2 separate regions of the Homo sapiens genome follow, and region 2 is linked to region 1. A link is an interaction called in ENCODE POLR2A ChIA-PET data of the cell type or tissue named here. Cell type or tissue: CD4-positive, alpha-beta T cell. All regions are shown on one strand. Links, peaks and the distances in the headings refer to the core of each region. The heading gives the core; the rest is flanking DNA. Region 1 holds the start of EIF4EBP3 (eukaryotic translation initiation factor 4E binding protein 3). Region 2 holds the start of HARS1 (histidyl-tRNA synthetase 1).

Region 1 (5,297 bases), core at 298-5,297:
ATTCCCCCTGTCAGACACTTCCTCACGTTGCATAAAAGGTTAGTTATCATAAATGATTCACTACAATCTGTTCCCAAGCTTTACCCTCCAGCACTGCTAAGACACTTCATTTTGGCATGCACCATTTTGTAAGATACTCAAAATCCTTTTCGGGACAATAAAATATACATACCCTTGATACCTGAAGTGTGTTTCTGAGGCCCTGAAGCGTTTGCATTACTGTATTAAAAACTCACAGTTGCAGTCAGGCCCGGTGGCTCATGCCTGTAACTCCAGCACTTTGGGAGGCCAAGCCAGGCAGATCACTGGAGATCAGGAGTTCGAGACCAGCTTGGCCAAGATAGTGAAACCTGATGTCTGCTAAAAATACAAAAAATTAGCCCGGTGCGGTGGTGGGTTCCTGTAATTCCAGCTACTCAGGAGGCTGAGGCAGGAGAATCGCTTGAACCCAGGAGGCAGAGGTTGCAGTGAGCTGAGATCATGCCACTGAACTCTAGCCTGGGTGACAGAGCAAGACTCCATCTTAAAAAAAAAAAAAAACCAGCCAGGTGTGGTGGCTTATGCCTGTAATCGTAGCACTTTGGGAGGCCGAGGCAGGCTGATCACCTGAGGTCGGGAGTTCAAGACCAGCCTGACCAACATGGAGAAACTCTGTTTCTACTAAAATTACAAAATTAGCTGGGTGTGGTGGTACATGCCTGTAATCCCAACTACTCAGGAGGCTGAGGCAGGAGAATCGCTTAAACCCGGGAATCGGAGGTTGCGGTGAGCCAAGATCATGCCATTTGGGCGGCAAGAGCGAAACTCCATCTCAAAAAAAAAAAAAAAAAATCCACAACTGGCTGGGCACGGTGGCTCATGCCTGTAATTCTTGTTTCGGAGGATGCCTGTTTGGGAGGATCGCTTGGGCCCACAAGTTTGAGACCAGCCTGGGCAACATAGTGAGACCCCGCCTTTACAAAAAATTTAAAAATTAGCCAGGTACAGTGGCATGCACCTGTGGTCCCAGCTATTGAGGACACTGAAGTGGGAGGGTCACCTGAGCCCAGGAGGTTGAGGCTGCAGTGAGCCATGATTGTACCACTACACTCCAGCTTGGGTGACAGTGAGACCCTGTGTCAAAAAAAAAAAAAAATCCAAAATCTCACCCAGACCAATACTGTATCAGAATTATCATTTTAACAATATCTCCAGATGATTTATATGCACATTAAAGTTTGAGAAGCTGGCCAGGTGTGGTGGCTCACACCAGCACTTTGGGAGGCCGAGGCAGATAGGTTACTTGAGCTCAGGAATTCGAGACCAGCCTGGGCAACATGGTGAAACCTTGTCTCTATAAAAAATCCAAAAATTAGCCCGGTGTGGTGGTGGGCACCTGTGGTCCCAGCTACTCAGGAGGCTGAGGTGGGAGGATGGCCTGAACCCAGGAGGCAGAGTTTGCATTGAGCTGAGATTACACCACTGCATTCCAGCCTAGGCAGCAGAGCAAAACCCTATCTCAGAAAATAAATAGTTTGAGAAGCAATCTTTTTTTAAATGAGTGAAGAAATCAGACCTAAGGAGAAATCTGATGAAGCCAGAGCTGAGTTAATATTGATAAATGGATGCAGTCAGGTGGTCTATACTTAATTTTTGGTGAGGGGAAGGGACAGTGGAGGCAGTATTGATTTTGAGGAAGCCAAACAGGACAGCCTGATGAATTCAAGATTTCCAGCATATATACATCTTCACCAATCCCACCACCTTGCTCCAGCCTGTCATATCACTGTGTCTACATAAAAAAAAAAAACAAAAAAAAAACTCCAAGGCCAAACTCTCTGACCTTTCTTTCCTTCTAAAGACCAAGCCCTCCTCACTAGCCCCCTGCCCCTCCTTAGTTAACTGGCAAAGAGATCAAAGGGCAGGCCTTCTGACTGGTGATGCCTCAGCTGTAGCCCCCAAACTTGACTCATCCTTTTATTAGTCCAGGTACCACTTCTTCAGAAAGATGACCAGCCCTCACTGACCTTCCCCTTCCTGCTGTGCTCCAGGCCATCAAGGCATGTGTCACCCAGGCTGGAGTGCAGTGGTGCAATCTCCGCTCACTGCAACCTCCGCCTCCTGGGTTCAACCTATCCTTCCACCTCAGCTTCCCGAGTAGCTGGGTCTACAGGCGCATGCTGCCGCACCCGGCTAATTTTTGTATTTTTAGTAGAGTCTAGGTTTCACCATGTTGCCCAGGCTGGTCTCAGACTCCTGGGCTCAAGCTATCCACCCGCCTTAGCCTCCCAAAGTGCTGGGATTACAGGCCGTGAGCCACCGCACCCGGCCTTGTACTGTTACTGTTTATGGGAGGCAGTACACAGCTGGGCTTAAGGGCACAGTCCTGGAATCAGATGCAGTCAGATTTGAATCCCAGCTTCCCTTCCTGCAAGATGTGTGACTTTGGCTAATCATAGTGCTTTACTATCCAAAAGTTGGCAAGGAATGGGTGAACTAATACAGGATAAAAACGCTTGCCCTACTTCACCTGCCCCCAGCTCCCGGCTATAAACAGTAAATAGCTGAGCTGCTGCAGCACTCAGGCAGGTTGGCCAGCGCTGGGCCAGCAGGAACTGGAAGCTGGTGTGGGGCCTGGGACTTTGGACGCATTTCCAGCTTTCTCTGAACCGGGCTGGCTTCCTAGCAGATAGGGCGGGACCGTCGGGTTGAGTGACGGCCGGTGGCCCGCCCTGGGCGTGACGTTGTTCTAGTGTTGTTGCCAGCAGCTGCACGTGGTCGGCTGAGTCCGCCTCAGACTCAGAGCTGCGCTCCTCGACCTCAACGCCAGGCGGTTACTTTGCTGCTCCTCCCGCTCGCTATGTCAACGTCCACTAGCTGCCCGATTCCCGGGGGCCGGGACCAGCTGCCCGACTGCTACAGCACCACGCCGGGGGGCACGCTATACGCCACTACCCCCGGAGGTCAGCGGGCCGGGCAGGGGTCCGCAGGCTGCGGACATATTAGCGCGTGCGTGTTGTTGCGGGGCGGGGGTAGGGGAGGGACAGACCTAAGACTTGTCCGCAGGCCCCTCTACAGGTTGTAGCTTTGGGGGAGAATGTTTGGAGCGGAAGCTCAGTTCCCAAAAACTTCTAAGTGATGCAACAAGGCCATGAGCCTAGCTTCCGGGTGTTTGGGCTGTAATCCTTCACTGTGGCCTGGGTTCTTGGAGCCTTACACACGCTCCTTACCCCTCGCGACTTTGCTTCCTAGGAATAGGGGCCAGGGCCCCCTACTGAGCGTGACCTCAGCCGGAAGCACCGGGTCTTGAGAAGTGGAGTAGTTAGAACAGTTGGGGCAGTTGCTCCGTTTTTGTGCTGCTGGCTGGCGTCTGTTTGGTTGGGCGAGCAGCCTGGGATCACGAGCTGCTGGGCTCCCGACCCAGGGATTCCTGCCACGCGGAAGCGGAGGGGAGGAACAGGGCAGGACCCTTTGAGGACATTATGCGGGCCAAGTTCCTCTGAGCTAGTGTGAACCTTATAGGACCTGGGAGGGGTCAGGATTAGAACAGTACGTTTCTCCTCCCTGCAGGAGATAGCCCAGGTAACAGCACTGGGTGGAACCCTTCACAACTGCTATTTCACTTCTTGAACCACCTGAGGCTGTTAGTCTAGGTCTCACCTTCACTGGTGAGACCAAAGCAGAGGTTTCAGAGTGGTAGAGGAGCAGCATGAAGTACCTGAACTCAAAGTTTGGTGTTCCTCTTAGAGCCAAGATCTGAAGCTCTCCCAAACATAAAGCCCCTGCCTATACCAGCTGGGATGCCCCCCTTGCTTTATACCCACATCTTGGTTAGGTCTGGAAGATTTTAAGCACTATGAAGGCTTGTCTGCTGAGAACCTAGCTGGGCTTCAGAGCCGATGTCCTTTGATACACAGGGAAATTTGACACCACCCTCACCTCCAGGCCCCAAAAGGCCTGAGTCTGGGACCCCAGTCACCTCGGTACCCAAGCTCCTGACTCTTACCTCAGTCCCAACCCCTTGACAGGCACCAGGATCATCTACGACCGAAAGTTCCTGCTGGAGTGCAAGAACTCACCCATTGCCCGGACACCCCCCTGCTGCCTCCCTCAGATTCCCGGGGTCACAACTCCTCCAACAGCCCCTCTCTCCAAGCTGGAGGAGCTGAAGGAGCAGGAGACAGAGGAAGAGATACCCGGTAAGGAAAGCAGGAATTAAGAATTGTCCCAGCCTTTGAGTTCAAATGCCACTGTGACACAGTGCGGGGGTTCAGTTCCAAGAGGGGTTTCTGCACTGATGCTGAGCCTGCAGATCCTCAGACCAGCAACCTGTCTTCCTGCCTTTTCTCTCTCCAGATGACGCACAATTTGAAATGGACATCTAATCCAGTGCAGATGACCTGGCATGTGGAGTTACAGAGGGATCCCTCATGCCACTGCTGCCACCACCTCTTCCTGGGGCATCCAAAGGCCAGCTGGCCTCATCTAATCTGGAAGGGAGTGACTTGTTAGTTCCAGGCCTCCTTTAGTTCTGAGGCAGCTAGACCAGGGATAGGAGTGGGCAACTTGCCAAGCCCTTAACTCTACTTCCTCTTCAGTCTGTGGTACTCCTCCTAACCCTAAACCCTCTATGCTCAGGGGCTGGAACTGGGGAATGGAGTAAGTCACCTTCTGACTGCTTAGTAAACATTCAAAGAAATGCCTTGGCTCCAGTGTTCTCCTCAATGCTGATTTTCTCATCTCAGCCACACAGCTGAAGGCCCTGGCAGGCCTGGTTAAGCTCAGAGGCCTCAGATCATTCCCAGCTCCCACCAGGCCCACTTCCAGCAGCAATTAGAACCTGAGGCACGCTACAGTGGCAGGTTACATGAGCCTCCAAACCATAAACAGCAATAGCTTGGCCACTGCCAAGGGCTGTTCCTGTCTTCCCAGGAAGCAGCCTTCCTGGAACCAGGGCCCCCCAGCAGCCCCTCCCCTATCCATTCCAAAGCAGGACTCTTGGAAAAGAGGTGCTGTCCCAGCCTATAGCCATCCTGTCTCTCCCTGTGCCTTTTCTGCTTCCCACCTCTAAGCACCAGTTCCTCTATTCCAACACCAAAAACCTTGTACCCTTCTCACAGCATGATAGTCCACCAAGTACCTCTCTCAAAGGGTTACAAGAGACCTTAGAGTTCACACTGAAACCCAAAATGAGGCAGCAGTTTGTTTGGCAAGTCAGAGTTACAATCCCCAATCTCAGTAATCTGGTCTTTTTCTCCTTCGATTTACACAGAAAACCCCACTCAATGTGGTTCTAATCTCTGTAACAGTAGTATCTC
Region 2 (5,368 bases), core at 287-5,286, 140 kb after region 1:
TGCTTGATGTGCCATCTAACATGTTCCTCCATCTCTAGTATTTCCTGTAAACTGATAGTTAGTCCAAAGATCTGATTAGATTCAAGTTCAATTTACTTGGCAAGAATACTTCCCAGGTGGTGCTGTGTACTTCTTCTTGCATCACATCAGCAGGAACATAATGTCTAGTTGTCCTACTTTTAGTGATGTTAAAACTGATCACTAGTGAGGACAGACTGATCCATCATAAATTCCACAGTAAGCTTTTCATCTAATAGTTTGAAAAATCATTGATGATCACCACTTTGGGATTTTACACTGTCTCTTTAACCTTCAAAAATTAGTTATATGTAGAAAGAAACAGCTCAATGAATTTAGGATCCCAAAGAATTAACCTTAACACAAGGAAAACAGACCATCTCCCCTCTCCTTTGGAATTCAATTTCAAATACATGTATTAAATAGAATCATCCCTCAGTATCCACAGGAGATTTGTTCTGGGCCCCATGTGAATACCAAAAATCCATGGATGCTCAAGCCCTTGACATAAAATTATATGCACATCCTCCTATATACTTTAAATAGTCTCTAGAGTGTTTATAATGCCTTAGACAATGTAAAGGCTATGTAAATAGTTGCTATACTATATTTTTTATTTGAAATTTTTATTGTTAGATTTCAAAAGGTTTTTATTTGTTTGTTTGTTTTTAGAGATAGGGACTCACTATGTTGCTCAGGCTGGTCTCAAGCTCCTGGGCTCAAATGATCCTCCCCTTGTGGCCTCCCAAAGTGCTGGGATTACAGGTGTAAGCCACCACACTCAGCCAGATTTTTTTTCTTAATCGTTTCTTTTCCCCTGAATGGTTTTGATCCACAGTTGGTTGAATCTGTGAATGTGGGACCTTGGGATATGGAGGGCTGACTATACCTATTTAGGCATCTAGTCTCAGTCTCAGGGTAAATAAACGACATAAATAACTACTTAAAGTTGGTGTAATAACAAATATGTATGAAGTGCCAAGAGCACCTAGATGAAGGGGTAAACAGTTCTGTTTATAGAACTTACAGAAAGTGGAACTGAACTGGAGGATGAGCTCAGAATCTCCAACCTCATTCCACTCTACTCTCCTTAACTTAGTTCTAGCCATGTAGATCATCCTCTAGTTCCTCAAAACTACCAAAGTTCTTTCCCACTTTAGGGTTTCCATACTCTACCTGGACCTATCTTTGTCACACTTGTCCTCTGGCTATCTCCTACTCATTCATTAGATCAGTTAGTATATCACTTCCTCAGTTAGCCTTTCTCAGACTCCCCAGTTCTCCCTTATTTTTCTCAGAGCAACCTTAATTTCTTTATATCATTTTTCACAATATGTAATTACATAACCACATGTGGTGGCCGGGTGCGGTGGCACACGTCTGTAATCCCAGCACTTTGGGAGACTGAGGCGGGCAGATCACTTGAGGTCAGAAGTTCAAGACCATCCTGGCCAATATGGTGAAACCCCGTCTCTACTAAAAATACAAAAATTAGCTGGGCATGGTGGTGGGCACCTGTAGTCCCAGCTACTCAGGAGGCTGAAGCAGGAGAATCGCTTGAACCCAGGAGGCAGCGGCTGCAGTGAGCCAAGATGTGCCACTGCACTCCAGCCTGTGCAACAGAGGATACTCTGTTTAAAAAAAAAACAAAAAAATCTGTGTGGGATTATTTGTTCTAAGTCTCTCTCCTTCAGTAGAATGTAAGCTCCATGAGGGTAGGCTATATTGTCCACCATGGTATATATTCAGTGCTTTGTATAGTGCTAGAGACATAGCGCTAAATACACATTTATTGAATGAACGAAGGAGTAGCAGCAGCAGGCTGACTCCCCTGATCACCCAGCTGGCCTAGTTTCTGCCATCACTTTGCCATCCCAGAATGACTCAGGTAGAGTCCAGTCCAGCCCAGCGCCCAGAGCGACTGTCCTCTCCTCTGCAGCATTTCAGATCCTCCTCAATGACCTGGTTTAGGGAGGCAGACATAAGCGCCCCGTGAGTAGAGTTAGAGACTTTCTCAGTGGCTCCCTACAGGAATGATATTACCTTGGGGGTTTTGAGCACAAATTTCTGTTTGCTTTCATCAGGACCCAGCTGTGCCTTCAGTTTCAGGAGTTTCGCCACCTCCTCCTCGATCTGTGGAGGGAAAGAAGGCGCTGAGCTATCCATCTGTCACTCTCCTCCCTCCCCCGCCATTCATTCAATATTCCTCCCTCATCACATCTCTCTGCTCAGGCCTAGCTTTGTTTCTCTCGGGACCCACCCCGGATGTCTCCCCACGCAGCCCACTCTCCTCCCTACAAGACTGGTCGCTTCCCTCACATCTCTACCCTATGTCCCGAACACCCTGGCTTTACGTCCTCCCAGGCTTTGCCTTGGCCCTCTCCCCTGCTGCCTAAATCTCACCAGCTCGGCGCTGGCCTTCTGCTGCTTGAGGCCTCGCACGCGCTCTCCCTGAAGTTTCACCAGCTCCTCCAGCGCCGCACGCTCTGCCATCCCGGCTGTCCACTTGAGCCGCCTGCTGTCTCGACCTGCGGTGGTTGCCCCAGCCTCAGCAAGGATGACTTCCGGCTATCGAGTCGCTGGGTCGCACGCCTAGAGAGCCTCCGCCGAGCACAAAAATTATTTCCGGCTCCTCCCGGAAGTGCCGAAGCTGGCTACTAAGGGAACTTGGGAGGATCCCACCTCAGCCTTCGTGACTAGTGAGGTGCGCAAACGCCCGAGTTTTCCCTGGTGCGCGGGTTCCGCCTTTGCAGTGCCCTCCACCCTTCCTGGTGTCTGACCCGCCTCCTTCCCAGGCCTTTTGTTCCTGTCCCGGAAAGCCGGCGTCCTGCCGCGCGATGCCCCTGCTCGGACTTCTTCCCAGGAGGGCCTGGGCTTCGCTGCTCAGCCAGCTCCTGCGACCGCCCTGCGCTTCGTGCACCGGGGCGGTCCGTTGCCAAAGCCAGGTGAGCGAGACAGAATTATCTCTGGTCTGTCCCAGCAGGGTCTCCAGATCTGAACGCATAGCCTCGCGGCCTGTATTCCAGTAGTGTTACAATCGGTTTTTATCGAGTGCCCACTATGTACTGACACTGAACTAAGCGATTTGGATGCCTGGTCATTTAATCCTTGGAGCAATCTTGAGAGGTTGGAGTTTTGATTTCCATTCTGCAGTTGAGGAAACGGAGGCTGCAAGATTAAATGAATGACTTATACACGGATATGTAGTAAGGGAGTATTTTAATTCATATCCACACTTTTTCCTGAAACTCTTGGACTCAAACAGTAACATTTTTAAGCGAAATATATGAATATTCCTAGTAAATGAGATGACTAAAGATCAGAAGTAGACTGAGTTCATCTTAGAATTTACCTCAAAATGAATCTCAGAAAAACATTTTCAGATGTCAGAGAGTTTTGGATTTTGGAATTGCAGATAAGGGATTGTGTACTTGAACTTGGACTTCTCTTAGGGCAGATAATCGCCATAGTATGGAACCACCACATCCTCTATTTTTGGAAGGGCATACAGCGTGCTGGTAATGTCACTGATTAAGTTTTGCCTTACTTCGGAAAGATTCTAATGCTCTCTTAGCAGATGCTTTGTGCTATCGTGAACAATAGGGCACAGATCTTTTATTGATATTCAATCACAGCATCTTATCAGTCTGAGTTTTTTAGCTCATTCAAGAAATCCATATCTTATCATTCCACAGGCTTGTTCTGTGTCCTTGAGCTGGTTCCCTTGTCTTCAAGTTACAGTTTTCCTCTCTCTAAACCTGATAACCAGTGCTACCTTATTAAAAATTATTATTTTTTTGTCCGGGCACAGTGGCTCATGCCTGTAATCCCATCACTTTGGGAGGCCAAGGGGGGTGGATCACCTGAGGTCAGGAGTTTGAGACCAGCCTGACCTGTATGGCGAAACCCCGTATCTACTAAAAATACAAAAATTAGCCGGGCGTGGTGGCATGTGCCTGTAATCCCAGCTACTCGGGAGGCAGAGACAGGAGAATCGCTTGAACCCGGGAGGCGGAGGTTGCAGGAGCTGAGATCGTGCCACTGCACTCCAGCCTGGGCGACAGAGTAAGACTCTATCTGAAAAAAAAAAAAAAATTATTTTTGCTCTTTCAGTAGGAACGGTGACCTGGAGAAGATCACCATAATCCCTACCCCTGAATGGTTGGTGTTGGTAGTGGTGGGTTGTTCAGTGCCTTCATTATTCTCAGATTCTTAAAGTATTTGAGAATATTAAAAATGCGGCTGAGCTCGGTGGCTCATGTCTGTAATCCCAGCACTTTGGGAGGCTGAAGCGGTTGGATCACGAGGTCAGGAGTTCAAGAGCAGCCTGGCCAACATGGTGAAACCCCATCTCTACTAAAAATACAAAAATTAGCTGGGCGTGGTGGTGGCGCGCCTGTAGTCCCAGCTACTCGGGAGGCTAAGGCAGGAGAATTGCTTGAACCAGGAGGCAGAGATTGCAGTGAGCCGTGATTGTGCCACTGTACTCCAGCCTGGGCAACAGACCGAGACTCTGTCTCAAAAAAAAAAAAAAAAATCCATATACAGTGAGGAAGCTTGTGTGGTGAAGACCTGACCTCATATATATTACACGTGTAATTGTAAATACAACATAGATTCTTTGGGGTGGGACTGAGATTGGGATAGATGAAATGGTGCTTTGGCTTCCTGTTGCTCAGGGTGAAGAGTCTTTGCAGGTTGGTGGTCAACAGGGTCAGAGATGCCACAGGTCTGGCCAGTGTCCAGAGAAGCCACATCTCACATTCATTCTTCTGCCAGGTTGCAGAGGCAGTGTTAACATCCCAACTGAAAGCACATCAAGAGAAACCAAATTTTATTATCAAGACCCCAAAGGTAATACTTTTTGCCTACCCTATCCCATTAGAGTGCCTTGGAGGACTGACCTCTGCCTTGCATGTCTCTCTGACCCCTTTTAATGTTCTTTACAGTAAATTTTAAAAATATATACTATTCTTGAGATACTAGGTGCGGCTCAGAGTCATTTGAACTCAGTAGATTTCAGCTCCAGACCTGAGATTACATAATAAGTGTAGTTTAACTCCTTGTCTGAAATGGACTTATTTTTTGTTTTTGTTTTCACTATGGCTGCTTTTGGTTTCCAGGGTACCAGGGATCTTAGTCCTCAGCATATGGTTGTGAGGGAGAAAATTCTTGATTTGGTTATCAGCTGCTTTAAACGTCATGGAGCAAAGGGGATGGACACCCCAGCATTTGAGCTGAAGGTAAGGGGAGAAGAAAGAGTACGTGCAACCTCACTCACTTCTTCAATGGCGTTCAGTGTCCCAAAGGGCTTCTCATCTGTGTTTTGGAGTCATGCTTTCAACTGTGG

Evidence for each region. ChIA-PET counts read pairs that join two places held together with the same protein. Peaks named below come from ENCODE experiments on the same cell type or tissue, not always from the same donor. Only the 100,000 strongest peaks of a DNase experiment are listed, where the experiment ranks them.
Region 2: POLR2A ChIA-PET joins it to region 1 with 11 read pairs; 22 of 35 experiments call an interaction of 5 or more read pairs at or near these places.

Annotation. Positions count from the first base shown.
Region 1 is chr5:140,544,899-140,550,195 of GRCh38, forward strand. It overlaps ANKHD1-EIF4EBP3 (ANKHD1-EIF4EBP3 readthrough), which reads left to right. Exons shown (of 36, transcript NM_020690.6): 35 at 4,008-4,178; 36 at 4,336-4,678. The coding sequence ends at 4,339. EIF4EBP3 (eukaryotic translation initiation factor 4E binding protein 3) reads left to right here and starts at 2,764. Exons shown (of 3, transcript NM_003732.3): 1 at 2,764-2,942; 2 at 4,008-4,178; 3 at 4,336-4,678. The coding sequence starts at 2,840. The coding sequence ends at 4,364. SRA1 (steroid receptor RNA activator 1) reads right to left here. Exons shown (of 5, transcript NM_001035235.4): 5 at 5,170-5,297. RefSeq lists enhancers at 1,711-2,419, 2,420-3,126, 2,887-2,976, 3,127-3,834. In CD4-positive, alpha-beta T cell, for the core only: CTCF peaks have their summits at 2,874 and 3,075; DNase peaks (open chromatin) are centred at 2,043, 2,753, 3,153 and 4,553; H3K4me3 peaks cover 1,481 bases; H3K27ac peaks cover 3,405 bases.
Region 2 is chr5:140,688,794-140,694,161 of GRCh38, forward strand. HARS1 (histidyl-tRNA synthetase 1) reads right to left here and starts at 2,577. Exons shown (of 13, transcript NM_002109.6): 1 at 2,422-2,577; 2 at 2,062-2,151. The coding sequence starts at 2,511. It overlaps HARS2 (histidyl-tRNA synthetase 2, mitochondrial), which reads left to right and starts at 2,662. Exons shown (of 13, transcript NM_012208.4): 1 at 2,662-2,963; 2 at 4,798-4,872; 3 at 5,142-5,261. The coding sequence starts at 2,856. RefSeq lists enhancers at 2,284-2,513, 2,674-2,763, 2,844-2,913 and promoters at 2,512-2,962, 2,512-2,633, 2,605-2,631, 2,696-3,012. In CD4-positive, alpha-beta T cell, for the core only: no CTCF peak of the experiment used is centred there; a DNase peak (open chromatin) is centred at 2,608; H3K4me3 peaks cover 1,785 bases; H3K27ac peaks cover 2,155 bases.